Linked DNA regions of Homo sapiens: region 1 is linked to region 2. Evidence: read pairs that join two places in POLR2A ChIA-PET (ENCODE). Cell type or tissue: Panc1. All regions are shown on one strand. Each heading gives the region's core, and the rest is flanking DNA. Links, peaks and the distances in the headings are about the cores only.

The links. Peaks named below come from ENCODE experiments on the same cell type or tissue, not always from the same donor. Only the 100,000 strongest peaks of a DNase experiment are listed, where the experiment ranks them.
Region 1: POLR2A ChIA-PET joins it to region 2 with 7 read pairs; 2 of 35 experiments call an interaction of 5 or more read pairs at or near these places.

What each region holds. Positions count from the first base shown.
Region 1 is chr7:116,497,284-116,513,731 of GRCh38, forward strand. CAV2 (caveolin 2) reads left to right here and starts at 2,455. Exons shown (of 3, transcript NM_001233.5): 1 at 2,455-2,648; 2 at 2,977-3,164; 3 at 8,688-11,258. The coding sequence starts at 2,499. The coding sequence ends at 8,838. It overlaps CAV2-DT (CAV2 divergent transcript), which reads right to left and starts at 2,233. Exons shown (of 3, transcript NR_188012.1): 1 at 2,071-2,233. RefSeq lists enhancers at 1,470-1,971, 2,018-2,157, 14,521-14,900, 14,911-14,960 and silencers at 2,338-2,427, 4,212-4,506. In Panc1, for the core only: no CTCF peak of the experiment used is centred there; no DNase peak of the experiment used is centred there; H3K4me3 peaks cover 815 bases; H3K27ac peaks cover 3,915 bases.
Region 2 is chr7:116,654,306-116,670,753 of GRCh38, forward strand. It overlaps COMETT (cytosolic oncogenic antisense to MET transcript), which reads right to left. Exons shown (of 5, transcript NR_165033.1): 2 at 9,434-9,736. Among named protein-coding and RNA genes, the nearest start is that of MET, 9.7 kb to the right of the region's middle. In Panc1, for the core only: no CTCF peak of the experiment used is centred there; no DNase peak of the experiment used is centred there.

The sequences.
Region 1 (16,448 bases), core at 5,325-9,324, 160 kb before region 2:
TTTCATCAAAATAAGAACCTCACCAGATCTGACCCAAGGGAGAGAAGATTGTTCAATAAAAAATTACAAATGGATGAATAAATGAATCCTCTCCTTTCAAGTTCTGTGCTCCATACAACAAATCTAGATGGGTCTCATTTAGATGGGATTTAGAGACACCTTTCTTAAATACCTATCATTTTACGAATGAAGCTGTTGTCTAAAGAGTCCTCTTGGCCACTTCCTGAAAACAAATCAATTATTTGTGATAACTCTCAAATGTCCTAATAATCCCATGGAAAATGTAAATGTAATGAGGACCAAGAATTATAAGGTAAGAAGTGCTAATGTCAGATTTTTACCCACTACATAAGCCCACTCTTGTACTAGGGCAGTGACTTTCTTCTTTGGGTGAGACCTTGAAATCTGGGATTATAATTTTGAATTATAATTATAAAATGGTATTTGGCTGTAAATTATCTCCTTTTTTTTTCTGTTCCTCACAGTTGATATTATGGATTCCCATAAGGATTCATGTCTTCTATTCACTTTAATGAACAGTTGTTGGGCAACAATTCTAGAAGAGTTCCAATTCTCATCAGGAGAATGGACAAGGTGGAGAAGCAGAGAAAATGCAATGAGTAGAATGTCTAAGTCATCACTTTGGAATTGACTGAACATAAATAAAAATGAGAAAGATACGTAAAAAAGAAGGGAATGGGTAAGCAGGGTGATGTCTGGGAGAGGAGGGGCTCCATAGCCATGAGAGTCAACTCTGTAACACCCTATAGGGTTACAACACTGCCCTTCATATACTGAGGTAGCAGCAGGGAAACTTTTTAATTATTAGAAATATTGAACTTTGCCTCCCACCCCCAAACATTTTTCTCATTCAGTTCCTGTTCTTTTTTATTTCTGTAATTTTTACTGTTTCAAAAATGATCTTTTTTCTTTCGGAAGAAGCAATTCTTCAAATCCAGTTCACATAAGGGGATTTGATATGTTCAACAAGCTCCAAATACACTGTATCCAGCAATACCTACTACATGCCTACTTTGAGCTCTGAGCAACCTGCACCTCAAGCCTAGTTCTCATTGTTTTGCTTTTGGCAAATTTTCACTAAGTGCCCTTCCTCCCCAAACACACGTATATGTCTACCAGACCCTAAAGCCCTTTATGAACATGCAAACTCCTCCCTTCTGAAAACCTTTGCGTGAGTGGTCAGCAGGCTAATTCATCCATTGCAATGTGGCTTTGTGTTAGGGTTCTGTTTCCGTGCTGCCTGCAAGATAATCACAGATGTGACTGCATCTTAGAAGTTCCTGAATCTTTCAAGACAGTCTGGTTCACAAGAAAATTAAAAGGTGGAGGTCGGGCGCGGTGGCTCACGCCTGCAATCCCAGCACTTTGGGAGGCCGAGGCGGGCGGATCACCTGAGGTTGGGAGTTCGAAACCAGCCTGACCAACATGGGGAAACCCCGTCTCTGCTAAAAATACAAAATTAGCCAGGCGTGGTGGTGCATGCCTGTAATCCCAGCTACTCGGGAGGCTGAGGCAGGAGAATCGCTTGAACCCGGGAGGCAGAGGTTGCGATGAGCCGAGATCGTGCCATTGCACTCCAGCCTGGGCAACAAGAGCGAAACTCTGCCACACACACACAAACACACACACACACACACACACGGTGTAGTTTAGGAAGTAAAAAAAAAAAAAAAAAAAAAATCAGATCTCCCCTCACACCTCAGATCTGAAGGCACAAACTCTAGGGCCAGGGCGTTCGCCTACCCAACTCCACATGCACTTGCAGGTCACCTAGCACTCAGGTACCTAGCACTCAGGTACATTGTGGCTCCTTACCTCTCACGACAGCAGCAACAACGTTGATTGGAAGTTTATCACTGTGTGTTACGGGCCATGGGCCATGTGTGTTAGAATTTTATGTGAAATTAACATTTAATTCTCACGGACACCCCTGAAACAGATGCCACAGCCCCCATTTTGCCAACGAGGCAGCTGAGGTTCCCAGAGGCTCAATACCAGCACCATGAGCCGCAGCACGCAAGGCAAACACAGCCGGAGGTGAGCACATACCTGCTTCGCACCCCATGCGCCTAACCACAAGGTTCCCTCCCTCCAGGAAGGCCGTTGTCTTCCCTGGGACGACTTGCCAGCTCTGAGGCATGACAGTACGGGCCCCCAGAAGGGTGACCAGGAGGCCCTCCTCGTCCCAGCTGCCGGCGTCGCCGCCCACTGCAGGGCCCGGGCTGTGACTCGTGGGGACGGTTCCCTGCGCCCCGGCGGGGGAGGTGGGCGGGGAGGGGCGGCGGGGCGCCGGGGCGGGGCTCGGGACGGCCGGGCTGGGAGCTGGAGCCCACAGCGGGAAGCGGCCGCCGCCCGGGCCTCGCAGGGCTAGGCGAGGCGAGGGGGGGCGGGGCCGGGCGCTACGGGAAGGGGAGGCCGCGCGGACCGGGAGCCGCACCGCGCCAGCCGGGCTGCAGCGGCCGCGCACCAAGGCTGCGATGGGGCTGGAGACGGAGAAGGCGGACGTACAGCTCTTCATGGACGACGACTCCTACAGCCACCACAGCGGCCTCGAGTACGCCGACCCCGAGAAGTTCGCGGACTCGGACCAGGACCGGGATCCCCACCGGCTCAACTCGCATCTCAAGGTGAAGCCCGGGGCGGGCGGGCCCAAGTCCCCGCTGAGGCCGGGAGGTGCGGGCGCCCCTCAGCCCCGCCCTAACCCGTCCCACCATTGCTACCGGGTCGGCCCCGCAGGGTCTGAGACCCGCACCCTTCCCCGGTCCCACCCGTCACCAGGCCGCCCGCGTAGCCAGGAATTCTTAGCCAGGTTCCTGTGCGCCCACCGTGACCCTAAGAGAAGAGGCGGACGCCCTGGCACGTCCTTCCCTCCTGCTTCCCCCGCCCAAAGCGCTCCCGGTTCCCGGGGCGTCAGGTTGGCTGACAGTTCGGGGTCCCTGCGTCCTGTCTCCTCAGCTGGGCTTCGAGGATGTGATCGCAGAGCCGGTGACTACGCACTCCTTTGACAAAGTGTGGATCTGCAGCCATGCCCTCTTTGAAATCAGCAAATACGTAATGTACAAGTTCCTGACGGTGTTCCTGGCCATTCCCCTGGCCTTCATTGCGGGAATTCTCTTTGCCACCCTCAGCTGTCTGCACATCTGGTGAGACGGGGCACACCGGGTGGACCGGCTTTCTGAAACATGGGCATATTCTCCGCCACCTGCCCCCTACTCTCCTCTTATCCCAGGCCGGCGTCAGGAGGAGGAACGCGCATCAGTTCCCAAGCAGTAGGAAGAACTGGAAGGCCTTGAAAGGCAATGCGCTTCCTTTAGAATAACAGTTTGGGCTTGGAGTTTCAACAGGAGAAAGAATGTCGGTCTTTCCTGGGGTGTGATTTTCCTTGCATACATAAGGCTGGGCTGAGTGTGGAGGCGGGTACCTGGAAGCCACACTTCTTACCACAGGCTGCTCTCGGGGCCCTGTTGTGACTCGTACCTGCGGTTCTGGGCAGGACTCTTCTTTCTTTCATTGCCTTTTATTCAGTCACTGCCTGTGCTTGGGGTAAAACAAAAGTGATCTCTGAGCAGAATGCCGCTGACAGTAGAATTGGATGAGGATGTCAGACCTGGTTAAGCAGTAGTGTGGAGGGGCTGCTTCAACTTTGCCCCTGGCAGATGGCAAGGATGGGACCCAGAGGAAAGGGAGGTGTGTGCAGTTAAGGCGAGGGTCCCCCCCAGTACAAACGAATGAAAACTCCAGCTGCGGGATAATGAATGAGAAGGCCTCCAAATTACTTTTTCACTGATGAAACACAAATGGAAGTGGCATATAATTAAAGGGGAAAGAAATATGGAAGCCCACTGTATATTGATAGGATATTTTGAGTAACTCTATTCATACTCAAAATGTGTCCTAAACTGTAGAGAACTTTCTTAAGCATCTTTTAAATTTTTTATGGAAAATGTCATATTTTACCAATAAATGTTGTTGTGTTAGAAAATATCCACTTTAATCTGAGAGGAAGAATATTCAGATCATCCCCAGTATCACAACAGTTGTCACGCTAGTGCTTCAGGTTAGTCCTGGTGAAAGGTATAACCCAAGGTACCTCCGTGTCTTTCTTACACCTTTTATGATATTGCCACACCCTGATAAATACTCGGTGTTCATTGTTAGAAGTTACCAATTTATCCTTTATTTCTCTATACCACCTGAATCTTAATTTATTTAGTCAGTTAGCTAGCTAGTTAGTTCAACAAACTTTAAATTGATTGAGTGCTTAGTTTGTGCTGGGCACTGGGCCAGGATGAATGAGAGATAGGGTCTGCCTTCAGCTTACTCACAGCCTTATCAGGGCAGCTGGCTAGGTACAGAGATGGACGCTGAGAAAACACAGTCAACTGACAAAGAGGGAGGAACAGACAAGGCTTTGAAGAGTGAAAGGAGTCGAAAAAGACTTTGAAAGGATAAATGAAAATTCACCAAATACGTAAAGGATACACAAAGAACACCAATTTAATTTTATCACTAAAGGTTGTAAACAATTAAACTATGTTGAAGGTGCCAAGATTGCCAGGGAAATGAAAATGTTGCCTTAGTACATGATCAGCTTCATGAAGGTCAAATGGATAGTTATATTCTGACATTTGCACTTGAATTTTTTTTAAGATCCCTGAGTTGGCACATAAGATTTGGGATTCCCAATTAACTAAAACTAATCATCTAACCTCTATGTCAGTTTTCTCACTTTCAAAACTGTGAAAAACTGAGTGACCGCATAGCATATTGTGAAATGCTGACTATGAAGCTATTTGGAAATGTGAAGTACCATATTTATAGTCAACAAAGCTAGGCTTCCCAAAGCTTTTGTGAAAGAATTTGAAAAAAAAAAGTTTCTCATTTACTAAGTGGTGGAAAGATATAAGTAAAACTACAATTAACCAAGCAATGCCTCTCTCCAGCTGGCTCTTCTGAGAATGGGAGGTGTTTTTGTATAGTGCTTCAATTGGTGAATCATCAATGCACCTTTTTTTAGCCACATAAAATGTATTATTTAATATTATTTAACTTCAGCTTGTTTTTTTAACTATATTTATGTGGGGCATTAATATTTAACTGTAAAACATTTGTCACCAGGCAGCTGTGATTGCAAGTAGAGGAGTAATTTCAAACAAGAATGCTTAAAAGTTAGCTATGCCTTGATAAAATAGGTTTATCATTAATAGATTGCATTCCCATGACATGATAAGACCAGATCAAGGACAGACCTTACAGAATTGCAAACCCATTTGGGCAAGCTTTTTTTGTTTTGTTTTCTTTTTATATATATTTTTTAAAGCAGGGGCTTGTGTATTGTTTTTACCAAAAAGTTAGTGGTGACCAAAGCTAGGAAAATATGCAGTAGTGGAACTTTGAACCATGTCACAATATTAAAACAGGTCAGATTTTAGATCCTTTAAACAAACAATCAACAACAATAAAACACAGAAGTCTGGTGGTGTTGGATCCTAGACCAGAAGTACGGGCCATTAGGAATCAGTGAATTAGTTGGATTCCATACTACAGTCAGACAGAGATAGCTGCTGTTTGTTAAGCACAGGTTATTGGTCATAAGTGGATCATAACCAAAGAAATGTGGCTGGAGCACCCATATCCCTTATTTTTGCTGGAATGCAAAGCAAACAAATGCCCAACTGATGGAAATGCGATAGTAGCAATCTCATTTCTAGAAGACAGTTTTCATACAGTAAATTGCTATGAATGCAGTCTGCATGACTCTACAATTACTACAACACTAAATAAAAGTCTCTATCCTATGGCCTTATTATCCAAGGATATATATTATCCAAGGAATATATAACCTTACATATATTAATATATATAATATATATATATTATAAGATTTACTTAAGAAGTATTGGCCACATTCAGCCTCAACCAAATTTTGGGTCAATCAGAACTGCCTGGAGTTTCAGAAGCTAAACTATTTGTGATGTTGAGAACCCAACTTAAGTTTGATGTCGGAGGATCATTAGATTCTCTGCTCCAAAATGAGGGAACACAAGTAAACAAAAATAAAATCCAAATGAGTTAACAACACCCTATAAACTGAACTCCTCGAATGTGGGTAACTGCTTTGCTGAACAAGAAGATTCACTTTTGACATGTGCTAAATTCCCTTTTAGGACATGGAGATCTAAGGAGTCACGGAGATAGAAAATTTGTTAGCCTAAGGAAGAATAGAAAGTACATTGTATTCTGGCTGGGAGCAGTGGCTCTCGCCTGTAATCCCAGCACTTTGGGAGGCCAAGCTGGGCAGATCACTTGAGGTCAGGAGTTCAAGAACAGCCTGGCCAACATGGTGAAACTCTGTCTCTACTAAAAATACAAAAATTAGCCAAGCATAGTAGCAAGTGCCCATGATCCCAGCTACTCAGGGAGGCTGAGGCAGGAGAATCACTCGAACCCGGGAGGCGAAGGTTGCAGTGAGCCGAGATCACTTCACTGCTCTCCAGCCTGGGCAATAGAGTGAGAACCTGAAAAGAAAGAAGGAAGGGAAGGGAAGAGGAGGGGAGGGGAGAAGAAAGAGAGAAAGAAAGAGAGGGAGGGAGGGAGGGAGGGAGGGAGGAAGGAAGGAAGGGAGGGAGGGAGGGAGGGAGGAAGACAGAAAGAAAAAGAGAAAGAAGGAAAGAAAGAAAGAAAAGAAGAAAGAAAAAAGAAAAGAAAGGAAAGAAAGAAAGAAAGAGAAAGAAAAAGAAAGAAAGAGAAAGAAAGAAAGAAGGAAGGAATTCTAAGTGAAGTGGATTTGGTTAGGAAACTTTCTGATCTAAACTTCAGCCTTTTAATAGGCCAATTTGAGGTCATCTTGTTATAGTTATTTTCATTATATATTCTGCCTTCAAAATAGGTCTATTTATTATACATTATAATGACAGCATCATACAGGCATTTCAGGGGTACATAATAAATGTCAATCCTCATAGCCAGTTCTGAGAGATCTCCTGGTGTCACTTTAATTTGTAGCAACATGCCCAAGACCACATATCAAGTGAGAAATATAATAGAATAATAAGTCTAAAGTTGCCATCATTGAGGTTTCTATTCAGCTATTTATCTCTGAAACACTTAGTAATTAATTTTCTTATTATATAAAAGTGTTTCATGTATTTAGCACTTGAAATAAAACACAATTTGTGGAGACAGTCAATGTGAATAATTCTATATTCTAAAAATATATCAATCAATCAGAAAGCTGCCTAATATTTCCTTCATTTTGGGCTAAGTACAGCAGACCCTCATTTAAGTCATATTTTAATAGCAAACCAAGAAAATCAGCCTACTCCCTTATGCCCACCCAGGTAATAATAAAGCTTCCATTGAGGCTACCAGCAGTGCCTGAAAATCTCACAACTACTTTTGTGCTCAGAGGACATTACTACAACAGAGAACATTATTTAGAAAATTACATATAAAATTAACCATCCTGAGGACTATAAGGATATGCAGCTATGTTAGGAACAAGTGTATGAAAAATAACAATTTCAGGATAGACTAGTTTTCTTGTGTAAAAGTTCTAACATCATTTGCAGGGTTCTTTCAACTATACCATACAGCCCTTTTCAGTGTGTGTGATTACTGTGAAAAAATTAAAAAATATAAAACATAGTTAATAACATAAGGCATAAAAGAATGATAAATTTATGTTAGCTCAACCATTTACTAAGGGTCAAGGATGTCCTCACTGTTTAAAAAAACTTAAACGCTAGTAGGAAAGACAGAAATACAGCATCTATTTATAATACCTTTTGATACATGTGAAAATTAAGAAGTTTGTTTCAGTACTTTAGAAATACAATGAGGGAATATCCGATCTAGCCTGGTCCAGGAAAAGGGAAGAAGACTGAGGCAGCAGGAAAGGCTATCAGGAAGTAAACCCTCAGGGAAGTGTGAAGACTTAAGCAGGTTAATGTTAACTGGCAGAGACCAGGTAGATAAAGACATGGTTTTATTTATTTTTGTTTTACTGTTTCAGATAGCATGCCACCAGTAGAAAGAATATTAGTGTTTATTATCTACATGACTATATTTTTAGGCAACATATTTTTTGTGCATCTTATCACTTTAGTCCATTTGCATTACTATGAAGGAATACCTGAGACTAGGTTATTTATAAAGAAAAGAGGTTTATTTTTGCTCACAGTTCTGCGGGCTGTACAGGAAGCACAGTGCCAGCATCTACTTTAGGCAAGGACCTCAGGAAGCTTCCACTTATAGTGGAAGGAGAAGGAGGAGCAGGCACGTCACATGGCAAGAAAGGGAGCAAGAGAGAGAATGTGGAGGTCCCAGACTCTTTTAGTTAATCAGATCTCAAGCAAACTAACTGAGTGAGAACTCACGTTACCAAGAGGGTGGCAGGCACTAAGACATTCATGAGGGATCTACCCGCTGTGATCCAATTATCCCCACTCGGCCCCACCTCCAACACTGGGGACTACATTTCAAAATGAGAGTCAGGGGGACAAAAAACCCAAATCATTATCAGTGATCATTGTTCATTTATTTGTTTCAAACTCTCAACCAAATTTAAGTAAATGGGTCAGTATTTTATCTTTTCATACATGTACAAGACAGACCTTATTTGGTAACAGCAACAATCCTCACACATCTCTCTTCCTTCCTTCCAGGATTTTAATGCCTTTTGTAAAGACCTGCCTAATGGTTCTGCCTTCAGTGCAGACAATATGGAAGAGTGTGACAGATGTTATCATTGCTCCATTGTGTACGAGCGTAGGACGATGCTTCTCTTCTGTCAGCCTGCAACTGAGCCAGGATTGAATACTTGGACCCCAGGTCTGGAGATTGGGATACTGTAATACTTCTTTGTTATTATAACATAAAAGCACCACTGTTCTGTTCATTTCCTAGCTGTTCTAATTAAGAAAACTATTAAGATGAGCAACCACATTTAGAAATGTTTATTGACAGGTCTTTTCAAATAATGCTTTTCTAATTAATAGCCAAAGATTTCATATCTAACTTTGTAACCAGAATTATACAGTAAGTTGACACCACTTAGATTTAAAGGCAGACAGTTTTGCTTTAGTACAATAGTATACATTTTATAATGATGAACTTATAATGATTAAGGGACATTTCTATAAAAATACTACAATAGTTTTATGCACAACTTCCCATTAAAAATGAGATTTCTTATTTGTTTGTCTGTTTTTACTCTGGGAGTAATACTTTTTAAATTACCTTTACATATATAGTCACTGGCATACTGAGAATATACAATGATCCTGGAAATTGCAGTAACAAAAGCACACAACGATTATAGTAACTATAAGATACAATAAAACAAATAAATATGAAAGTAGATTCATGAAAATGTATTCCTTTAAAATATTGTTTTCCTACAGGCCTATTTAACAAGATGTTTCATTTTACTGTATATTTTGTAGTTAATATAAATGTTGCTCTAATCAGATTGCTTAAAAGCATTTTTATTATATTTATGTTGTTGAACTAATATATGAAATAAGTAAATGTAGCTCCCACAAGGTAAACTTCATTGGTAAGATTGCACTGTTCTGATTATGTAAGCATTTGTACATCTTCTTTGGAAATAAAAGATAAAAGAGCGATACACAAAGCTTTCTTTTCTAACTTTTCCAAGCAAAATCTAAAATGTTTTATGACATTTTTCTGGCTGTGATCTTAAAATAATTCATATCTAAATAGTATTTTGTCTAGGAGATGCTTTCTCTCTAGTAGTTAGAAATTAAATCTGTGTCAGCATTCCTATTAATGTCTCACTTTACTTTCAAGTAATATTGGTGCTATTTAACATTTTACAGTAAATGTTACTTCTGATACTTTAGTACAATTTCAACTACAGTGATTCATGTAGAGAGACAGGGGAGTTGTCAACTTGGGCTACTGAACTACATGCATAAACTAAAAACTAACAGCTACAAACTTTTAAGATTTCTCTAATATTGGTATGTAACACAGGATAAAGTTATTCTTGTCATTTTGAACTGTAGAGTCCTATTTCAGTGTGATGAATCACTGTTGCTTTGAAAAATCTCATTATTTCTGGGCCGGGCATGGTGGCTCACCCCTGTAATCCCAGCACTTTGGGAGGCCAAGGCGGGTGGATCATGAGGTCAGGAGATCAAGACCATCCTGGCCAACATGGTGATACCCCGTCTCTACTAAAAATACAAAAAAATTAGTTGGGCATGGTGGCATGCACCTGTAGTCCCAGCTACCTGGGAGGCTGAGGCAGGAGAATTGCTTGAACCTGGGAGGCAGAGGTTGCAGTGAGCCAAAATCATGCCACTGCACTCCCGCCTGGCAACAGAGCAAGAGTCTGTCTCAAAAAAAAAAAGAAAAAAAGAAAAAAAGAAAAAAGAAAAATCTCATTATTTCAAAATGATAGACATATACCAAAAACAAGTCTATAATGTGAGTAGTTACTAAAATTTACACATCTTAAAAGTGTGTAAATGCTTAAATTTCAGAATTACCATCAGAACCTCAATTGACATTCCTTTGAATACGCTAATAAGTGACAAATAAGATTAATAAGATTTTTCAAAATCGCCAGGACTGGTGAATATAAATGATGATTGAACTGGAATAATATTGGGGACCAAATCAAATGAATGATTAAATTATGAAGCTCATATCCTTTTGAAGGTAGTTGCAAAGAGACATTTCAAAACTGCCCTAGGCCATTGCAGCATCCTTAGATGGGACGCATAATCATTACCTTAAAGCATCACCACTCATTTTGACCATATAGATTTTATTATGTTAGTTTAAAAGGTCAATCAGCCTCATGACTTTATAGTTATGTCTTGTATTTAAAAACATTTTTTATACATTTGGTTATGTTGATAAACCAAAAACATTTGATTAATAAAATATCTATTTGAATAAATTATGAGCTATCCTTTCAAACAGCTATTGGCAAGTTTTAAACCCAAAATATATACACATAGTTCTGTAATAAAACTGTTTGACTTCTCAAGTAACATGACTTCCTTATTTCTGAACAGTACTGGTTACTTTCAAAATGAATTTTTATTGAGATTTTCCATTAACTATTTTTTTCAAAGACTCAAATTTTGTACCAAGTAAATCCAGGCTTTATGTACAAACATGTTGTTTGTTTTATTTGGGGCTGGGGGAGGTATATGATGAGCAGACTTCTCGGAATTCATAATAAATTTTCTAAAAGCCTACAAATGTGTGTATTGCTTTTATTACAGTAAATATGGAATCTTTCATACTTATTTTTACCTTATTAAAAACTCAAAATAGATAATAAATACATTAGTTATTGCTTATTTGGGAATGTATTTTTAAAAATTATTACATTAGTAGTTGAATTCTTTGTTTTCCAGCACTTAAAGAGGTTCCATATAAATGTTCTATCATTTGATGAATAGTATAAAATAGCCTGTTCACACACCCACCATACTTCTTCTTTTTTATAGTCTCTTCTTGCTAATCCTAAATAAACTGAAATTTGTTTCCAATTTTTAAAATAAGAAAGTAACAATATAAATCACAGGCACTTGGATACCTGTACCATGAAGCTAGACTAGAGTCCAAAATTATTTTTGGAAAGTGAGTATGTGAAGAGTAGTTGCTGATGTTGGCATACATTTTCTTGTCAGTTCATCTGGAAAAACGACCAACCTATAATAATAAAGCAGGTGCTTGGCTTTTTAAAATGTTCTTTATAGTTTTCAGGAACTTTTAAAAATTCATCTTTTTGATAGTCATCCACATCCCATTAATTTATTTTGATGCCTCTCTTGGAAAGTTGTTGGAGTGTAGTGAAAAAAGCCCTGCCCTAGAAGTCAGGCAACTGGATTCCAGTCTCAGCATTGCCGTTATTGAGGTGTATCCCTTCATGCAAAGGGTTTAATCTTGGGTTCTCAGTTTTCTTATCGTTAATGAAAGAATTGAACTAAATGGTCTCTCAGGAGCTTCCTATCTCATTGTTTTCTGTGACTTCAGCAGGATGAAAACTTGGCTATGTATATGAAAACCAACCTAGCTGTCCAGTCCAAAAATATTTTTTTAAATCAGTGAATTTTCAATCAATTACAGGATAGGTGTGCTATAAATACAATAATTAATGCATGTACTTTTCACCCTTCTATTGATTGTGAGACTGTATTTGGCCTCAATTCATTAAAACAGAGATCCTAAGATTTTTATCAATGCTAAGTCTTTATTATTATGAATTTCTGAAAAAAATTATATCTTAATTAGAATTTGCGATTGAACCTTTAACAACATGGGGTTGAACTGCTCAGTCCACTTATACTCAGATTTTTTTTCAGTAAATACAGTTAGCCTTCCGTATCCACAGGTTCCTCATCCACCATCAAACTGGATCCAAAATAGAGTATTGCAAGATGCAAAACCCTCAGACAAGGAGGGCTGACTTTTCACCTCCTTGGGTTCTGCAGGGATGACGGGATTTAAGTATGCAAGGATTTTTATATCTGCAGGGGAATTCTAGAACCAATCCCTCAAGGGTACCGAGGAATGACTCTATTTCATTTTAAGATTTTCTGTCAAAATCACTGCTATGCCCCATAATCACTGCCATCTTTCTCTTTTGCCTGGCTATTTGCCACAGCCTCCTAACTGACCTCACTTCCTGCCTTCAATATGATCACCAATCCATTTTTCTCTTAAAAAAAACGTGATTATACCAAGACTACCCTGTCATTTCCTTGCTTAAAACTATCAATTGTATGTGATTGCCCTGAGAATAATATTCCAAGTTCTTGAGCAGCATATGCAAGGCCTTCGCCATCAACCCGTTGTCATCGTTAGCAACTCTTCTGTAGCTTTACTGAACAACCCGTGCTACTCCTGTGTACCCATGCCAGCATTGTTTTTCTTCTCATGCCTGCCTCACTCTTATCTGTTTCCAAAACTCTTCCACATTAAGTGCCTCTTCTGTGTCTACATCTAAAATGTTGTACAAATTCCTATTATCACCTGTCACGTTGTAAAAGTAACCCTGTTAACTAATACCATTAGACTGCTAGTTAGGTATTTGAGAACCAAAAACATCACTTCACGTTTGCTGGGATTCTGAAATGGTGCCCAGTGCTTAATGAGTTCCATCAATATTTTCTGTATGAATGATTATGTAAATAAATAACTGGAGAAAGCTTGGGATAATTGCAGAACTGAGAGTGGGAATTGCACAAAACTTCATAATTTCTTCTTTACAAAAGGGATTTGAAATGTACTGATTCTAATAAAAATTTCCTTCCCACCATTTTCTCACTCATGAATCATTAAGTTGAGAAAACAAAAACGTATATAAACCATTTTATATTTTATCGATTGGGGTAATGCCTGCCTTTAGTCTCCATTCTCGTATCTAAAATTTACTTTTAATTCTTCAGGGGTAGAAAGCCCTAGCATTTAGAAACTTGTCTGGAAACACACTTTCATGCTTTCTAGAATGTTGCTATTTCATCTACTATTCTATTCCTCACTTTGAAATTTATAACACTGAAAGATTGTTTCTTTGGGTTTTACATTTTAGAAAACACATTGTCTCATCTGAATCCCAGGACAAATTAAATAACATAATGGAGAAATCAAACAAATAATAGCTTAGTTTTTCTAGCTTGCAACTTTATCATTTTAGAATGTTTGTTTAAGATAACAAGTGCTTACAGAATTTTTACAGGGTTACATGTTACTTTAAGAAACTTAAAAAAATAGTAAGTAGAGCTGCAAAGAAAAATTACCACAATGAATGTAATTTATCACAAATCAGGATTTGGTACACTTCTTCCCTTCAAGTTGTGTATGTGTGCAGGGAAGACAGGGGAAGAAGTTGACAGAGGAGGAGTAAAGGATACAGGTATACTAGATAGTCAGTTTATATTTTTTAGGAATAAAAATAAGTTTGGCAACTATAATTTAACCATCCCAATTTCTTCTCCCTATTCACCCCAAAATAGCAAAATGAGCAAAATAAAGCACCCCTTGCTAAATTTTTAAGACATTTCTGTGCCCACTCTCCAGTTTCTTGCTTTGGATTGTACCTGAAATGCTGCCATTGGAACTTGACATCTTGATACTTTTTTAAGTGAAACACACCCTTGAGTGGGGTAACATTTCAATCTATTAGCAGTCATCTATTTACTTTAGGTGAACAAGTGATCTGAGAAAGGAGTGTTGAAAACTACATATGGGAACCAAGCATAAGAGCTCTGAGCACAATATGAGAGCACCATACACTGATTAAAAGAGATGTCACCAAAGAGAAAGCTGTGACAAAGGGAAACAAGAGGCTCCAATCACATGGCCTTCAGCCTTCCCAGTTTCGCTTTTGGACAACCCAAATCCCTAGTGAAAGGGGCATGGAATCTGAACAGGAGTGGAGGAAATTGAAGTCAGCTAAAGACTTTTCTTTTTATCCACAAAGGAAAGTTGCTTTTGTCTTACTGAATGAATAGGACCCTAGGAGTGGGCATGAGGGCTCTGCTGGAACCATGTGCCCTAAAGACAATGCCGAAGCGTGCAACTGAAAATGAAAATGAAACTGTAACTTGTGACCATCTATCTGTGTCTTCTTTCGCCTTGCCTCTCTGTGCTGTTGACTGTTGCGGCATGTCTGCGGCAAAGAAAGACCATGCTGCAGTCAGAGAAATCAGAGGACACCACTTCAACAATTAACCAAAAATAGGACAGGGACACCTATCTGCCTGTGCTTGGACGTATTAGGTCATTCAGCTCAGCTGTGTGACTGGAGAAATCATTTTGCCTTTATAGGAAAAGGTAGGGGTGTAGGATGATGAGAGAAAGGAAGAGACATGACTCAGAGTGGGAAACAGCACGTAGCCAAGGGCAAATATTTCTCTCAGACATAAATGGATCAGGAAGAGGTGAGAGCAGCAGGTCATCTTTGGAGCATTCTTTTCTTTCCTGCCTCCCAGTCACTTGTCACCGAGCACCAACCAGTAACAAAAGGGGAGAGAAGGGCAGTATGCAGGACCTGTTTCTCTAACTGACTGGCACATCGGTTCCAGCCAACTGCTGTCTCAGCTAACTAGGGCAGTGAAACAAGGAGTCATTTGGAAAGTTTCAGGGATGCACACTCCACATCGCAGGGAGGCAAGTGGTGAGGAATAACCACCACGCTTATTTTACTGAGGAGGAAACTGGTTGAAATTCTTTATGTATTATATGGCTGGGAGACCTCTGATCTCAGTACAAACAATAACAGGAGTATTTAGATTTGTCGAGCACTTATAATCTTCTGGGCATTTACTTAATCAGTACAATAACCCTACGATGGGAATGTTACTGTCATTCCCATTTTTCAGATAATGAAACTGATGCTGTGAAGTTAAAGAATTTGCCCTAGACCACAGTCAGGATGTGAGCCAAGAGAGCCTGACATCAGAGCCCACACTCCTAATCACTGTAGAGATGATTTTCTATTTCCTGAAAGAATGTGTCCATGGCTGTTCTTATGGCTTCCAGCCAAAATCTTCTTTTTTCATTCATCCACCTTTCCTACTCTGAGAAGCACCTTTTTTTCCATTCTCCCATCAATGGAGGCAGTTTCATGTCCTCAGTTGTAAGAGCTGTCCCAAGCTAGCACCTGGGCTTCATGTAACCTCCTCACTCGGCCTCCATCTAATCCCTGAACCCCTCCCCCAGCCCTGTATGCCGCTTTTCAGGGCACACCCTTTCTTTCTCCTTAGGATCTGAGCTCTAGACCTTACACTCCAGCTAAAGTCAGAAAAATAGTTCCCAAATGCCATTATTCTCATTTTTTGTAAATTTTGTAGCATTTTATTCCTTCACACAGACTTCCCTAATATGTATCAAAAGCCCAGTGATGATTTTTCTTCTCAATGCTAAACATCCTGACATGTAAAATATTAATAATTACAGCAATAATTTCAGTTTGGACTAAACATATTGTTTTCTAGACAGAATCCTTATTTTGTATTTTCTTCATTTTGTCGGAAATTTCTTGTCAGTTTGTACATCCTTTTATGTTATCCAATTTTATTGTCAGTTACTTTGTCTTGGAGATCCCAGGGAAAACCATATATGAATTTATTTTCTCCTATTGAATAATTTGCTCATTATAAATTTTATTTATTTTATTTTTTAGAGACAGGGTCTTGTTCTATCACCCAGGCTGGAGTGCAGTAGTGCAATCTCCTAGGTTCAAGTGATCCTCCCTCTTCAGCCTCCCCAGTTTCTAGGACTTCAGGTGCATACCATCGCACCCAGTTTCTACATATTTTCTCACAAAGTGACAGTGGTAAACTGATCAGTATCAAAGTCAAGAATTAGATTGAAAAAATGGGAAATCATGACACTAGAATACATAAAAAGAAGCATAAGATGCAACCAACCCTTTC
Region 2 (16,448 bases), core at 6,747-10,746:
AGAGGAAGAATGAAGAACAACAACACACCTGAGTTTGTCCTCTTAAAGTGTTTTCCTAGAATCTGTACCTAATGATTTCTGTTTACAAGATGAATTGCCCAAAACTGTGTCCTATGGCAATCCTTAGATGCAAAGGAATGCAGGGACGTGAGAATTTTTTCCTATGCACATTGCTGATATAAATAACTTCAAAGCTCTCCCAGTAAGAAAGAAGGAGAGAGTGAATACTGGATAGGCAACCAGTGTCTGATATATACTGTCAAAAAAAAAATTGCTACTAAACTGGATGCCATGAGTCCAAAAAGGTGAGAACCGCAGGAATAGAAGTTTTCAAATATTTCTAAAACAATCATCAAACCATTCTATTACTTCTTTTGGGGGGTGTTCTATCACTTAATCGTAAGAAGAGTGACTGCTACTGCTCATTTTTCTAACTACTTTTCTTTCTGTTATTATGTCTTCAATATTAGTTGGAAAATGTGTAATACTGAAGTGGATTAAAGATAGACACAAATTTTTGACACTGTTCTCATCAAAAGGTGAGTTTTATGTCCTCTTTTCTTGGATCTAGGTGAGGTCTGCCACTGCTTGACCAACAGAACATGGCAGAAATGGTGTTGTGCCAGTTTTCAGGCCCAGGTCTTAAAAGACTGGCAGCTTCCTGTTTCTGTCTTTTCAAATATATATTCTTGGAAATTAGCTGCCATGTTGGGAAGAAGCTCCAGTGCATTGTGGGAAATAAACAAAAGCCACTAGTTTATATCCCAGCTCAGAGCTAGCACCAACTCACAGCCACTGTAGTGAGCCATTTTAGAAGTAGATCCTCCAGCCTCGTTGAGCTGAACTAGCTGATGTCTTTTGGAGCAGAAATGAGCTGCCCCCTCTTAAAACTGCCCAAATTTCAGATTTGTGAGGAAATAAATAATTATTATGGTTTCAAGCCATTAAGTTTTGAGAGGGTTTGATACACAGCAATAGATAACCAAAGTAATTACTTTCAGTAGAAGAAATTAATAATGCCTTAATGCTTTATAAATAGATTAATTTCTAGTGGTCACAAATTGTGAAGAATTTAAGTATCATCACGAACATGCAACTTTTCTTTATTTGGTGCAATAAGCCAGCAATGTATTTATTATTCATGTTTGACTTTGTAGTTTGTCTAGCTGCATGCATAGAACCATTGATGTAAATCCTTGACCAAAAAATTGTAAAAGGTATATTCTCCACTTACATAAAACCAAAAAATATTTAATAAGCAAATGAAAACTATACCTGAAGAGCATCTGTTACAGTAGTATCACCTTCCTGAGCTCTGAATAAATTCTGAACACATAAGGAATTTAGAATAGTGGTCACCTTTAAAAACAAAAACAAACATGTACTGTTAGCTCTGTTGGGTCTTATCATTTAAAGAAATCAGTTACTGCCACTAAGACATTCAGCTGATAAGGACAGGAATGAGTTAGAGTAGGGCAGAGTACAATGGTCGGTCAGGATGCTTTATCTGTCTAATATATTAAAATTTTATAATTTTAGTCAAAATATTTTTCTGCATTTTTACTATTTTTATAAAGTTTTAGGGCTTTCAGAGGACAAAGTCATTTCAAACTAGAGCTCTCTAGACTGTTTGAAATGCAACTAAAGAAATTTTTCTTTATCCATTTCTGCCTGAGGAGTTACACCCCTAAATCAAAACTTTTTAATGTACCCAGCACATAAATAAAATTTATGGTTGATTTTCAATTAGACTTGGTCCATGAGTGAGCAATTTGATATTAAATCTGAAAACTGAATTGCTTCTTTTTTTCCTGTTGATAGGCATAAGTTAGGATAGAGTCAGTGGTATATAACCAAGATTCAAAATAATAGTGTCTTAAACACTTTCACAGGTAAGCAATACAGGGCTGGTATGGCAGCTCTGTTCTGTGAGTTGTTCGGGAACTCAACTCCTTTTGTCTGGTTGCTCCTCCATCCTCAGGTTGTTTTTCCTACCAATATATTTAAGGTGGCTTGTCACCACATCTACCTTCAAAGCAGTAGGATGAAAGAAGGGCATAGCCTCCCTTTAAGGATGAGGCCTAGAAGTTTCGCAAACCAATTCTGCTTGAATCCTATTGATCAGAACTCAGTTACCACAGACCACACTCAACTGCAAGGAAGGTGGACAATGTAGACTTTTTCAGAATGGCCATGTGCCCAGCAAAAAATTAGACATTCTATTGCTATAAGACAGAAATGGACATTAGATGCTAGAGAACAACTAGAGTGTCCACTGCAAGATGAACTCACTTGGGAGCAACAGTGAATCTTCCAACTAATATTTTACTTTTACGAGACCCTTGATTTGAACGTTCTGCCTGAATAAGCACTAGACAAATCCTTTACGTAAACCTCTCTGATCAAAATTTCCTAAAGGCTTCTGCACTATGAAAAGAGATAACACCTTTAAGTCATCATTAGGTACTAGCCATAAAACACTGTAATAAATTAAAGAAACCAGAAGTCATTGATTCAGAAATGGCAAATAGATAGTCAGGGCAATTTTATCTTTTGCAAGCAACAATTTCTAGAGTGCTCTACATGTTTGCTTTTTACTCAACTTTAACTCATGTAACATCTTTCAGCAGAAAATCTCAAGAAGCTTTTATAAACGTTAATTAACTGAACTTCACAATACTCTCAAGAACTGAGTATTAATACATCCATTTACATGGCAGGAAGCCAGATGAACATTACGGTGGAGCAATATGGAGCTTCCTTGGTTTCAGCTATATAAAAACATCAAACAGGCAGTACCAGAAATTCAATGTTAATCTGAAAACTGAGTATTTAGCTGCTTTTAGACTGCTAAATTATTATTATCCTATGTTCAATACAAGGAAAGCCATTTTACTAAAACAAAAAGAAAGCCTTATTTTGAAATGCTACTTCAACTTACAAATGACTGATGTGTCATCTAGCTATAAATCTAAAGATAATAATAAAATTGGAAAGATTTTCATCAGATAGACTTTTAACACCAAGCTTGATGCAGTTTGTTTCAAGATTAAATATGAAAAAAGCAGCTGCTTAAAAAAAGTTATTCAATCCACGTGTCAGGAAAGGAAAGCACATATCAGATTTCTTTGAAGAAAATAATGAAATTATATATTAATGTATATTGTGTGTATTTTCTGAACCTAACTTGGAGTTATTGTGATGAATAAATAATAAAGATGATGGTAAGATACACAATTGATGTGAATGAACTATTCAAACAGCTAACTTTTTTATATAATATGAAACATATCAACAATATCTAAAATCCCAAGGTTTTTTACATTGCTGTTATTAATTGGAGAAATTCATTATATGCATTTCATATGTTCAAAGGAATTTTCCAAATAAACCAGGAGATATAACCGTGGCCTCTTATAGAGGCAGATAAACTCAATTTAGCTGCTAACATTACATTTATTCTGGTAATCTGATCTTTGTCTAAAAAAGACTGAGGTCTAAGCCTTGGTTTAATGGAAGCTAAAAAATAGAAATAAAGGCAAGAGTGTTATTTTCATAGGAATGGACAAGTGTCCAGTGTAAGGTTTACTGATGACAACCAGCATAAGGAGTAATGAAATATGAACCAATGACTTTTAGCTCAGACTTTCATCTGTAATCTTTCCAAAAATCTTCTTAAATAGACATTTTATACCCCTTTAATAAGGGCAATTAATATAGGACAACATTCTAAAAACTCTTTTAAAACTTCTGGTTTTTTAAAATCACAAGAAACTTAAAATAAATTTTTGGAAAATTTCTCCTAGGACATTTATCCCGGCAAGGCTCATAAAGAGAAAAACTGTGCCTTCCTTCCACCTGGCTCACCCTTTCTTGTGGACTGACATGCTCAAAACATTAGAGAGGATTGTAAGCCAGCTAGCTAATCAAAGCCATTTCAAAGCTAATAGCCTAACCTTCTGGGTTATGTTGTTTGGTTGTAGAGGGTCCAGTGGGAGGACTTTTCCAAAGGAATATCAAATTTAACTTTAATGACTTACACAAAGAAAATAATTCTGGTCATCAAAATGTGATAAATGTGGCAAGTCTCTTTGCTAATAATACAGATGAAATAGAAAGGATGATAGTCATCTATGATAATGTGGAAAATAGCTTCATCCAGTATTGCAAGTATTTTAAAGAAAAATGCATATATGCATTTTCCTATATACATTAGAAAGGTTTTGTTTGTTTTTTAATAAGACTACGGACCTTTGTCTACAGATTTATTATATGAAATTCATTTTAAAAACAGCTACTGTTTTTAGCTGTTTCATACCTCCTATAGTAGGAGGTATGAAAATGAGCAAGATGTGGTTCCTGCCCTCAAGAAGCTTGCAATGTAAAAAAAAGAAGGGGGGTGGTATATTTCCAAGAGAATAAAATAGGCATAGCTGAAAAAGAACAAATAGCATGTTATGAGTTTTAAAGAAGAAGATTGAGTTTCTTGGGAGAATCAGGAAAAGTTACATGAGTAAGGAAATATTTGGTATGGATCTTGATGTATGGGTATGATTTTGACAACTAAAGTCTGGTTACGTGGGAGTTGGGGGTAGTAGTGGAAGAATTCCAAGTAACAGAAAGAAAAGGCAGAGGACACATAAAAGTCTAAAACACACTGAGTAGCATAGGTAGAAAGCAGAGTGCCAAGTAATAGAAGATAAGAATGGAAAGATAATAAGTTAAGGTAAATGCTATTCTTTGTTTCAGCTTGCAACATATCCATCAGAGGTGTTGGACACAAACTCCTGAGAGTGGATTTTATTCTATTTCTTCTTTTAACTTTTATTTTAGGTTCAGGGGTACATGTGCAGGTTTGTTATATAGGTAAACTAGTGTCATGGAATTTGGTGTACAGATTATTTCATCACCCAGGTAATAAGCCTAGTACTCAATAGGTATTTCTTGTGATCCAGTCCCTCCTCCTACCCTCCACCCTCAAGTAGGCCCCAGTGTCTGTTCTCCTCTTTCTGTCCATGTGTTCTTGCTATTTAGCTCCCACTTAGAAGTGAGAACATGCAGTATTTGGTTTTCTGTTCCTGTGTTAGTTTGTTAAAGATAATGGTCTCCACCTCCATCCATGTTGCTGCAAAGGACATGATCTCATTCTTTTTTATGGCTGCATAGTATTCCATGGTGTTATATATATCATATTTTCTTTATACTGTCTACCATTTATGGGCATGTAGTTTGATTGCATATTTTTGTAATTGTGAATAGTGCTGCAATGAACATATGCATGCATGTGTCTTTATGGTAAAATAATTTATTGTCCTTTGGGTTTATACCCAATAATGGGATTTCCAGGTCAAATGATAATTCTGTTTTAAGTTCTTTGAGGAATCACCACACTGCTTTCCACAATGGCTGAACTTACACTTCTGCCAGCAGTGTATAAGTGTTCTCTTTTCTCTGCAACCTTGCCAGCATCTGTTATTTTTTTATTCTTTAGTAATAGCCATTCTGACTGGTCTGAGATGATATCTCATTGTGGTTTTGATTTCCATTTCTCTAATAATTAATGGTGCTGAAAGTTTTTCACACGTGGGCTGCATGTATGTCTTCTTTTGAAGAGTGTCTGTTCATGTCCTTTACCCACTTTTTAATGGAATTGTTGGGTTTTTTTCTTCTTTTGCTTGTAAATTTGTTTAATTCCTTATATATTCTGGACATTAGACCTCTGTCAAAAGTATAGTTTGCAAATATTTTATCTCATTTGATAGGTTGTCTATTTACTCTGTTGATAGTTTCTTTTGCTGTGCAGAAGCTTTTTAGTTAAATTAGATACCATTTGTCATGTTTTGTTTTTGTAGCAATTGCTTTTGGCATCTTTGCCATGAAATCTTTGCCGGTTCCTATGTCCAGAATGGTATTTCCCAGGTTATCTTCCTGGGTTTTTATAGTTTTAGGTTTTACATTTAAGTCTAATCCATCTTGAGTTAATTTTTGTATAAGGTTTAAGGAAGGGATTCAGTTTCAATCTTCTGCATATGGCTAGCCAGTTATCCCAGCACCATTTATTGAATAGGGACTCCTTTTCCCCATTACTTGTTTTTGTCATCTTTGTCGAAGATCAGATGATTGTAGGTGTGTGGCATTATTTCTGGTCTCTCTATTCTGTCCTCTTTGTCTATGTGTCTGTTTTTGTACAAGTACCATGCCATTTTGATTATTATAGCCCTGTAGTATATTTGAAGTTGAATGATTTTTAAGAAGTTGTTCCATAAACTCTTTATTGCTAAGAGTGCTCATTCAACTTTTGGTAAGCTATGCCATATAATTGTACATTAAAAGCTCCAAAAGTTGTATTAATTATTCACTTGAGATGACCACAGCTATATTAAAACCTCACTTATTTTTGTCAAATGGGAACCACATTACCTGGGTAAAGCCTGTGATCTTTTTCTCTATGAGTATAATAAACATGGAAGAACTTTAGGATCTATAGATGAACATTAGAGGTATGAGTCTCTTCTAACCAACCCTTCTAGAGACGTTGAAGGAGCACCAGTATTTACTGATTTAAGTTTGACTTCCTCTGACCCAAGCCTTCTAATGGAAGTACTAATTAGTATTAAGATAACCCAATGCAAGATCAGCTTTTAAAGCCAAATATGGTATGAAATATTACATGTGCCAAATTATTCATTTTACATGCAGGAAATAAAAGCCCACAGGTTAAGTAACTTGCCAGAAGTTACCTAGTAAGTTAACTAGCAAATTTTCAGAGCTAGAGCTAAAATAGGTAATTTTCAGAGCAAGAAAGAAAAATTATTGAATTTACCATGATGTTTTTTTCTACTTCTCTTATCAAAGATCATTTACTAAATAAAGACCTCCTGACTTATTTAGAATAATTATGACAAATATATTTGAAACTGGTTCCCTCACTTATTTTCTTTGTCCATGCTGGCCTCTTTTATGATCCTCAAAGATGCCAGACATGGTCCTGTCTCAAGGCCTTTGCACTTGCTGTTCCCTGTACCTGGAATGACCATATGATTTCGCAGCCATTAAGTATAAACATTCCTCCAGAAAGATTATGCTGCCCTTCAAAAACCAAGCCCTTGCTACATGTTTTAGAGTACTGTGAAAATTAGGGATCCTTCTTAGGTCAGGCTTGTTTAGCTTCTTTTCATTATGAGAAAGTAATTGCAGAATCCCAAAGGGCAATCACAGGCTGATGTGAAGTCTTGTCTGCCTGGGCAGTCCAAGAGCCCTAGCAGGCATGGCTGACTTGGTCTCAGGGTGGCAAAAGGGATGGTCCCTCTCCTAGAGCCAAAGGCCCTGAGAATGATCAGCAAACCCTCCAAGGGGAGAGGTATACTTAAGTCCTGGGTGACATCCAGGCAACAACTCTCCTCCCTCAGACCCGTGAGATAGGTTTACCGGCATCCTCCAATCACATGCTTTACCTCATCTGCGACAGGTTTAATGGATGTATCCAATCCCAATTTTCTTGCCTCATTTGAGAAACTAAATGGTGAATACCTTTAAATTGTCTAGTAGAAAACAGCTAGAGAGCATGTTATCTGGACAAAGAAACTTGTCACAAGAATTTTGCACATTTTGCATGACTTTGCTTTTGTGTAAGATATATAATATACCCTTTGGGAGGAGACACTGAGCTAAGTGTGACTTCCTTAAGAATAACAGACACTGTCACAGTTTGTTAATCCTATTTGTCTCCCAGGAGAAGGAGAAGATTATTAATTACCCAGCAAAGGTCAGGGGGTCATCAGGCCCATAAAGGGGGTTTACCTCAGAAAACTAACCAGTGGGAGGCTGAGCAAATCTACAAGCCATGCACATGAAGGCTCTCCTCCCTGAGCACAGCCTCCAGGTCCTGATATGCCTGCAGAGTGTCTGCAGAGGACACAGTCCAATTTCTAGACTTGCTTATGAATTTCAAAAACTTTGTGTATACATAGATATCAAGGTTTACAGGCAAACTGATTGAAAGGGTGTAATTTCTGGTGCCCTGCCTAACCACGCAAATGCGGAGCTGGGTCAGCTTGCATCTGCAGCACGGCAGTCCCTTCCGAATACCCAATACTCCAAAGGAGATGGGAGACCTCCTACTTCACCCTGCCTTCAGTGACAGCGCTTCTCATTTTCTTTGCCTTCTGCTTTCTGATCCACGAAGTAGAAGTGAGAAAAAAAAAACTTCACAAATTAATATACTATTGGATTATGCTGCCACTTAAATGGCTAATTGTAATACACTGTGAGATAGGCTAAATTAGGAATATGAAGTGCCAGTGGGAAAACAGATGAGGCAACCTGTCAGCCTCCCCAGGGAGAGGACCAGTGGTGGAAGCTTTCCAGGGTTAGGCTTGGACCCTGAAGGAGGAATCAGGGTGTGCCATGCAAATATTTAAGAAGGAAGGCCATCTCCACGGAAGAGACTGACAAGGCCGATGCCTTTGCCTTTGCCTGCAAAGCTGCAACACTGCCTCTCTTCTTGGGCTAGGAAACACCCAGCTTCTCCTTCACTGGTTTTGGAAGGCAGGCAAAAAGCAAAACAAAAACAAGAAAGAACCACCAGAGCACACACCTTTCTAGGTCAAATCTCATTTCCTAATACCAACAACAAGTTTGACACCTTTTCATTACCAGCCTTGGACTTAAACTCCACCCTCTCTCCAGAGTGGGAGTGGACCCAGATGAGCAACCCAATCGCTTATTCTAGGGTCTGGGCAGTATCCCCTACTCAGTTCCATGTTTGATTTGGTTACGGAGGGATCGTCATTGAGCCAGTAGCATCAGGACCTCTGTTCCACAGCCGCTCTTTCTACAAGAGTCTATGCACTCCTCCCCTAGAAGGACACCATCTGCCAGCAGGAGGAAACCTCTTTTCCTGCCACTGTCTGCCCTGGTCCTCCTTCCCTATCTCTGAGGCATCTGCAATCTTTCATGCCTGGCTCTCTAGCCTAGATAGTTCTAGAACACTGGAATATATTAAAACATTCATACACACACACAACTTCTTTCAACAGCATAAGAACCTAATGTTGAATTTTCTTGAGGTTTTTTTTTTTTTTTAGCTCTCCTGATAATTGCTCATGTGTGGACATATTAAGATCATCATTCCGCACTAGTGATCACTATCCGAAAGTCAGGGAAAAAATCAGACTGTCAAAATCAAAACAATTTCAAGTAATGAAGGTTTTGGGTATAAAATATGTGTTTAAGGGATTTTGTTTAAAAATACACTTTGGCTGTCACTTTAAAAAGATTCGACCAGGGAAGAAAAACCACTATGCATGATATGGAAGTAGAAATTTATTATAGGAATTGGAACTTGCACAATTGTGGGAAGAGCAGGGAAGGTAAAATTCTGAAAAGTGGAGTTAAAACGGTAGAGAAAAGCCACAGACGACTCAGAACTTACAGTGATTCCTGGGAGCCAGCACGTCCTGCTGCCGGAGTGGGACCTCAAAGCCTATGGAAGGTTGTTGGTTCTTCAGGTCTACGGCCTCTGTGAATTCTCAGCAAAGCATCTGGTAGAAGGCCTGGTAGAAGACCTGGGACAAGGTCACCATCAGGAGGGAGGGGGGTGCGAGGACAAACAGGAACCTGCTAACACCTCTGTGTCTGTTTCTATCACCAACAGGTGCTGATAACCTTCAGAACATGGCAGCTGCTTTCCTTCTGCCTCCCAGAACTCACAACTTCCCTTTGGACCAACTCCAATCTGAAATTATGTAGAAAGGGAGAGTCTGAAAAACATAGTCCCAAACATAACCAAGTAGACAATAGAACAATCTGGCACATTGATTGGTATTTTGACTTAACCGCCAGATCACCAGCAGCTCATTGTAGGCAGGCGCAAGTAAATATCTCACCTCAAATGCAACAAGTACAAAATGAATGCATCATAGTGTCCCAGGCTTCCATTAAACAAAAACAAATAAATAAAACAAACAAAAAGCAATCTTTTATCCCTCAGCTTTATTAATGCATAACTAACAAATAAAAATGGTATATATATTTATGGTGTACATCATGACATTTCTTTCCGTGTATACAAAAAGCAATCTTTCTGAGTACTGCTCAGTTACCACTACCTCTAAGTGATCCTGTGTATTCCACACCCTAAGTGTCCATCTGACCTTCCTCACTGCCCTGTGTCCCAGCAGTCTCTGCCTTCTATCAAGCTTTCCTCTTTGCTTTCCCGCATTAATGAAGTGCTCCTCTCTCTTGCCACCCTGCCTCCAATCTCGCCCTGCTCCAAACCTTCCATTAAACCACATGAATCTTTCTAAAATGTAAAATTCTGCTTATTTTACTTAAATTATTTTAGTGACTCCGTATCACCTATCATATACATCTTTCTTGGTGTGATATGAAAGACCCCTCATATATATTCTGACCCCCACCTACATTTTTAGCCCCTCTCCTGTCCTAATCCCAAATGCACTGTGCCCCAACTATTTTAAACTATTTGTAAAACCCTGATTATAGGATTATGTCAACACAGGAGTCTGTGTGCCTTCCTCCCCTTGCAAATACAGTTGCCTGACAAACTCCTTCTCATCCCATAGGATTTGACTCAAACATGACCTTCTTTGTGGTGTCCTCCTTGTTTCCTCACCTTCTCCCAATCCCCAAAGTCAGTCCATAACATTCTCCTAACAGTGGATAGCATGTGCCATGCTGTACCAGGTCTGCTGATTTACATGTCTGTCTTCTGTGCTAGTTGTGAGCTCCTCAATGTTAAGGACCACATCTCATTCATCTTTGTAGTCCCAGACACTAACACTTCCCAGGTGCATGGTAGGGGCTCAATAAACATTTGGTTAAGAAATTAATTGATGAATCACAAGATCTGACATGTTTAAATATTTTATTCCATATTTATAGCTGCTTCCATACAAATTATGATTCCCATAAAACATAGGTTTACATTTACCAAAAAAAAAATTAATTTGGGGGTAATCCAATACATGTACATGGCCAAATAATGAAATTCAGTTTAAATCTTGAAATGGCCCTAAATCATATGACCTCATTGATCAGATTAATAAGATTATTTCTAAATCTCAATTTCACCAGTGATGTTTAAACATATTTTTGACCTGCCATTGGAATACAGAACAACAAAGGAAACATCTGGTTGTTCTTAACTTTGGGGAGACAAATCCATTTGTTAACAGTAGCAATAGGAGAGCTGACAGAACCTGATAACAGCTCCAACACAGGGAGCTCAGCCCACAACAGATGGACCAGACACTTCAGGGAAAGCTTTAAAAAGATGTCTTTTCTAATTCAGGTTATACACTCCTTGAAAGTTCCTTCAACATAAGCATGAAAGTTTGCAGATGATTTTATCAGGTCTGACAGCTTTTTTCTAGAGGTTAGTTTGCAATTGCCTCTCGGGAATAGTTTGGTTGAATTTCACTGGATTTTGTAAGTAAAGGCAGGAATGTTTCTAATAAGTCAACAAACTGAAAGTCCTAAGCAGTTTGCATCACTGCCAACTTTCTGAGTGCGACCCTTGGCTGGTCAGAGTTTGTCTGTGTTCTTTTTTTTTTTTTTTTAATAACTCTTCATCAGCTAACCAAGGTTAACCCAGAGTTATTGCTATTTCTTCTACATGTTTTGGACATAGTTTAATAGTAATTATGTTTAGGCTCTAATGATGTAAAAAAAAAAAAAAAAAGAAAGAAAGAAAGCTCAAACCCTGGCCAGTGCAAAATTATTGGAAAGCATTTTAATACAACTATCTTAATCATATTTCTAAATATGTTAGTCATGTATAATAGTTACATTGATTCTAATCAAACTCTCCAAACATTCTATCCCTTTTCAATGCCATAAGACCTATATATTCCCTCTTAAACTGTTAAATTTTGTAGCCATTTTTAAATGGTCTAATTTACTTTTGGACTCACCAAATAAAAGATGCCTAAGTTGATTATTAAATCATTCCTATTGGAATAGAATAAAGTACTTAATCATATTTGGACAAGGCAGTAGTTAATAAGAACCACACACTGAAGTACTTTCTAATATAATGTCCCCTTACATACACTACAATTAGTAAATTGTTTGGTATATTGGCTTTAAATGGACTGGCTTCAGTAAAATTTTGGTTGATACTTAATATTTTTTAATTATTTTCACCAGACTTTGGAACTGTTTTCATAGCTGGAGAAACTGATCCACAGGGGTTAAATACCAAAGCACACATCAAGTTAGCCATAAAACCTAGAATTGCAGTAATTACACAAACTCACACACTCACAGACACATTTTTAAACTCCATCCTTAATGAAATGCTGATCGATGAAAAAAAATCACTTTATTTTTCTTGGCACATTATTTTCCAAGATAGGTTATTTTAGTGTCAAAGTTTAAATTAACAGATGGACTGGATAAGTTCATTTGGAAATGATGCTATAGTATGCTGCATAAAAATGAAAATTTTCTTTCCCAAAATTTACCAGAAGGTAAAAGACAGAGAAAGAAAAGAAAAATAAATGAACATGACTTTGGAGATAGAGGCATCGATAGGTCAAAGAGTTATGGAAGCAGCCTTCCAGGACTTTTTGGAAGTCTTGGCCTTAATTTCTCATCTTCCAAGAGGACAGAGATTCTCCAAAATATCCTCTCTTAGGACTTCTCACTGCCTGTCATCTGGTTTTTCCTTTATTTCTCACATTCCCTAGGTTCCCAAAGGAGAGATCAGAAATTGAGAAAACAGAGGCACTAGAGAAGGAACATTCCAGTCCCTCTTCACATCCCACAGGTCTGAGTCCTAGGCACCTACAGCCCACCACTTAGGCCAGCTTGACTGCCTAGGACCCTGGCTCCGACCTGTGCAGTGTTCTACAGATGGACAGCATAGCACCTTTGGCCTGCACTGCAACATCAGTCCCCAATGATCAAGCCAGCAGAGAAGTGGCCATGCCTTAGGTTGTGGCTGACTTTGCAGACAGAGAAGGAAAATGAAAGAGTGCCTTAAGTTCTACTTCTCAAAAAAAAAAAAAACTTTTGGGTACTAGGCTTAATAGCTGGGTGATGGAATAATCTGTACAACAAACCCCCATGACACGAGTTTACCTGTATAACAAACCTGCACATGTAACCCTAAGCCTAAAATAAAAGCTTAAAAAAAATAGGTCTACTGCTCCCAGTTAAACGACTGCATCATTCACTACAGAACCGGAGACAATTTAAAATAATTATAACAGAGGCCGGGCACAGTGGCTCACACCTGTAATCCCAGCACTTTGGGAGGTTGAGGTGGGTGGATCACTTCAGATCAGGAGTTCAAGACCACCCTGGCCAACATGGTGAAACCCCGTCTCTAATAAAAATACAAAAACTAGCATGGTGGCGGGAGCCCGTAATCCTAGCTACTCAGGAGGCTGAGGCAGGAGAATCACCTGAACCTGGGAGGCAGAGGTTGCAGTGAGCTGAGATCACACCTTCGCACTCCAGTCTGGGCCACAAAGCAAGACTCCATCTCAATTAAAATAAATAAATAAATAATTATAATGGAAGTGCAGTCATTCTGGAAAGACACAGACTTAAGACAGCTGTGTGACTTTGGATAGGTTACATGATCTCTCTGAGCCTCATTTCCCTCAATGTAAACCGAGAAGGGTGATACCTATTCTGGAGTTCTTTTAATGAGGATGTAAGCAGAGCTCCAGACTCATGATGAATACATGGTACACATTTAATAAGTGACAGCTAAATACATTATACCTTTGCCTGATTTTAGGAGAGAGGTCATAAGCTGGATGTGAAAATGAACCAAATCACTAACAAAATTGCAGCACCCTGTTGGAGACGGTAATTTTTTCTTAATTTTTCTGCCTACAATTTCCTAGGTCTTCTAATTAACATTGTGATACTTTAGCTTGTAGCCTAGCAGTCTTGTTCTTGTCCTCAATATTAAGTATGCTCAGTCATATTTTTAGATAACTTAACATTGCATATTTATTTTTAGACAGCCCAGCCACACATAAATGACCAATACAAATCAACATAAAAGCAGTTCATATCCAAAGTGCCCAGTTTTAACCCTCTGTAGCTGGCAGTTCCATTTTTAACGCGAAGTTTCCTAAAATGTATAATCTATAAAACTAATTTTATAGAAAATTGACACTGAAGATATTAAGAAAAATCAAAGCATTTTGTGGTCAATTAAATTGGGGAGATGGTAGGGTAAGCAAAGTTAAGAAGGGTTTTTTTGGTTTTTGGTTCGGTTTTGCTGTTTTGTTTTATCACATGAATTTTCAAAACCTTCAACATTCGAACATACATGACATAGCTCTAAAAAGGTAATAGGAGTCCTACATTTCCAAATTTTATCTGTGCTCAGAAATGACATTAGGTGACATTACCTGAATTCTTCTATTGTCTTTTTGTAGAGACATTTGCCATAGGCACAATAATAGGGGTGATGGGGCAGGAGGAAGGGAAAAACAGAGTGAAAGAAGGAGTTCCAGAGTAACTACTCTTTAAGGCAGGGATCACAGATCCTAATGCCTACAGGAGAAAGTGAAATCAAGATCAGAGGTGGGCCAGACACAACCCAAGAGAAGATGGTAGGTCAATGGCAAACAGCAGATCATATGGTCTTTCTACCTCAATTCACACTTTTAAAAACATTCTGTGCACCTGTATATGTCTGTGGGCCCTATTCACCATACATTGCAAGCATGAAGCCCCTATTCTTAGGAGACTGCTTTCATTTTTATTTCAAAAACAGCACCAACTTCAAGAGTGCCTTCAAAGACCCAAATTTTAATGTGTTAAAGGGAGGGAAAAAAAGATAGAGCATATTAGAGCAGGAGGTGGCTGTTCCTCTGTCTCTTTGTCACAGCTATCACTAGACCCATCTCAAAGTTAAGAGATGGGATCCTGTTTGTAGTTCAACATTATGTTATCCACAGGTGGATGGATAAGACCTGCTTATGCCTTTGGATCATTTATATTTTACCAGACACTGTTCCATGTGCTCTACTTGTAGCTCCTCATTTTATCCTCACAATAACCCTATCATGATCCCCATTTCACAGATGAGACACGAGAGAGTTTAATCCACTGGCCTGTAGCTACACAGCTAGCAAGAGACATAGCTGGGATTGAAATCCAGGTTGTTTGGTTCTAAAACTCTTAACTATTATGCTCAACTCAGTCTTGGAGATGTTGTTCCCAATTTGAGGGGTCTATCAGTTTTAATTGCTTTCAGCTGCAGGTGACAGAAGTCCCAGCTACCAGTGTCTAGAACAAGTTTTGTTTTTGTTTTTTTTCCACAAAACAAGAAATCTGGAAGCAGGTGTCTACTGGCAGTAGGGCTGTACCTCAGCAATGTCAGCACCAACTTCTGCATGCTGGTCACAAGATGGTTAGTTCTTCACTGGGCATCATATATGAAATCAAGAAGCAAGAAAGGAAAAGGGGTGGCACCAGCCTTAAACCCTTTCCCACAAGGCCCCATCAGACTTCAACTTATACCTCATTACCAGAATGACATCACATGGCCATGTCTAGCTGCAAAGGAGTCTGGGAAAGCAAATATTTCTCTTTTCAAGCCCCAAGAGTGGAGGCAGGAACAGGAAAATCTCGTTGGGAACAGATGCTGGCTTAGCCAGCCAACAGTGTGGACCACAAGAGATTTGGTTTGGTTAAGAAAATACCAACAGAACTTCATCATACAGTGTATCACCCATGACATGAACCCAAGGAAAGTTAAATAGCAACAATTAAAAGTTTGCTGCAAAACCAAAATTGAATTATAGAACTCCTATTACCTTTTAAAATATCTGTTTCCATTCATTTCCAAAAATCTGAAATTATCTGTAAACATTTTCCCAATCAAATCTGTCTAGGTAGTGTGTAAAAATTACTTGACCTTCACACACCCAGATACTTTTAGTTATGCTATTGTTAGTTATGTTATTTCATAAAATGTTATCTCCTTATTTACAGTTGATAAATGAAATGATGATTTTCAATACAGTTTCAAAACTGGATTGAAATTTTGTTAGTTATTAGAAACTAGAAAGTTTCAGTGCTGAAAATACACAACGGGTTGTTTGTATTTATCATCTATTTTATTTTCCAGTTTGCATTGGCTTTTCTGGGTCTTTCTACAACTTTAATTGTAAATTTTTTCTTTTATATTTTTATCATGGCACTCAAACTCAGAAAACCTGTTAAGGCAACTACATAATGTGATCTAAAAATCCAGTTAACATATTGCTATGGAAACCAGGAAATAGAAACAGCACTCTAATCATTCCTTTAGACAACTATGGCTCTGTGTGTGTGTGTGTGTGTGTGTGTGTGTGTGTGTAAAACTTTTTAAATTCATTAATTTATTCATCTTTTATTGAAAGCTGTTACTGAACCCAAAATCTGTAATTGATCTGTCCATAAATAGGCCC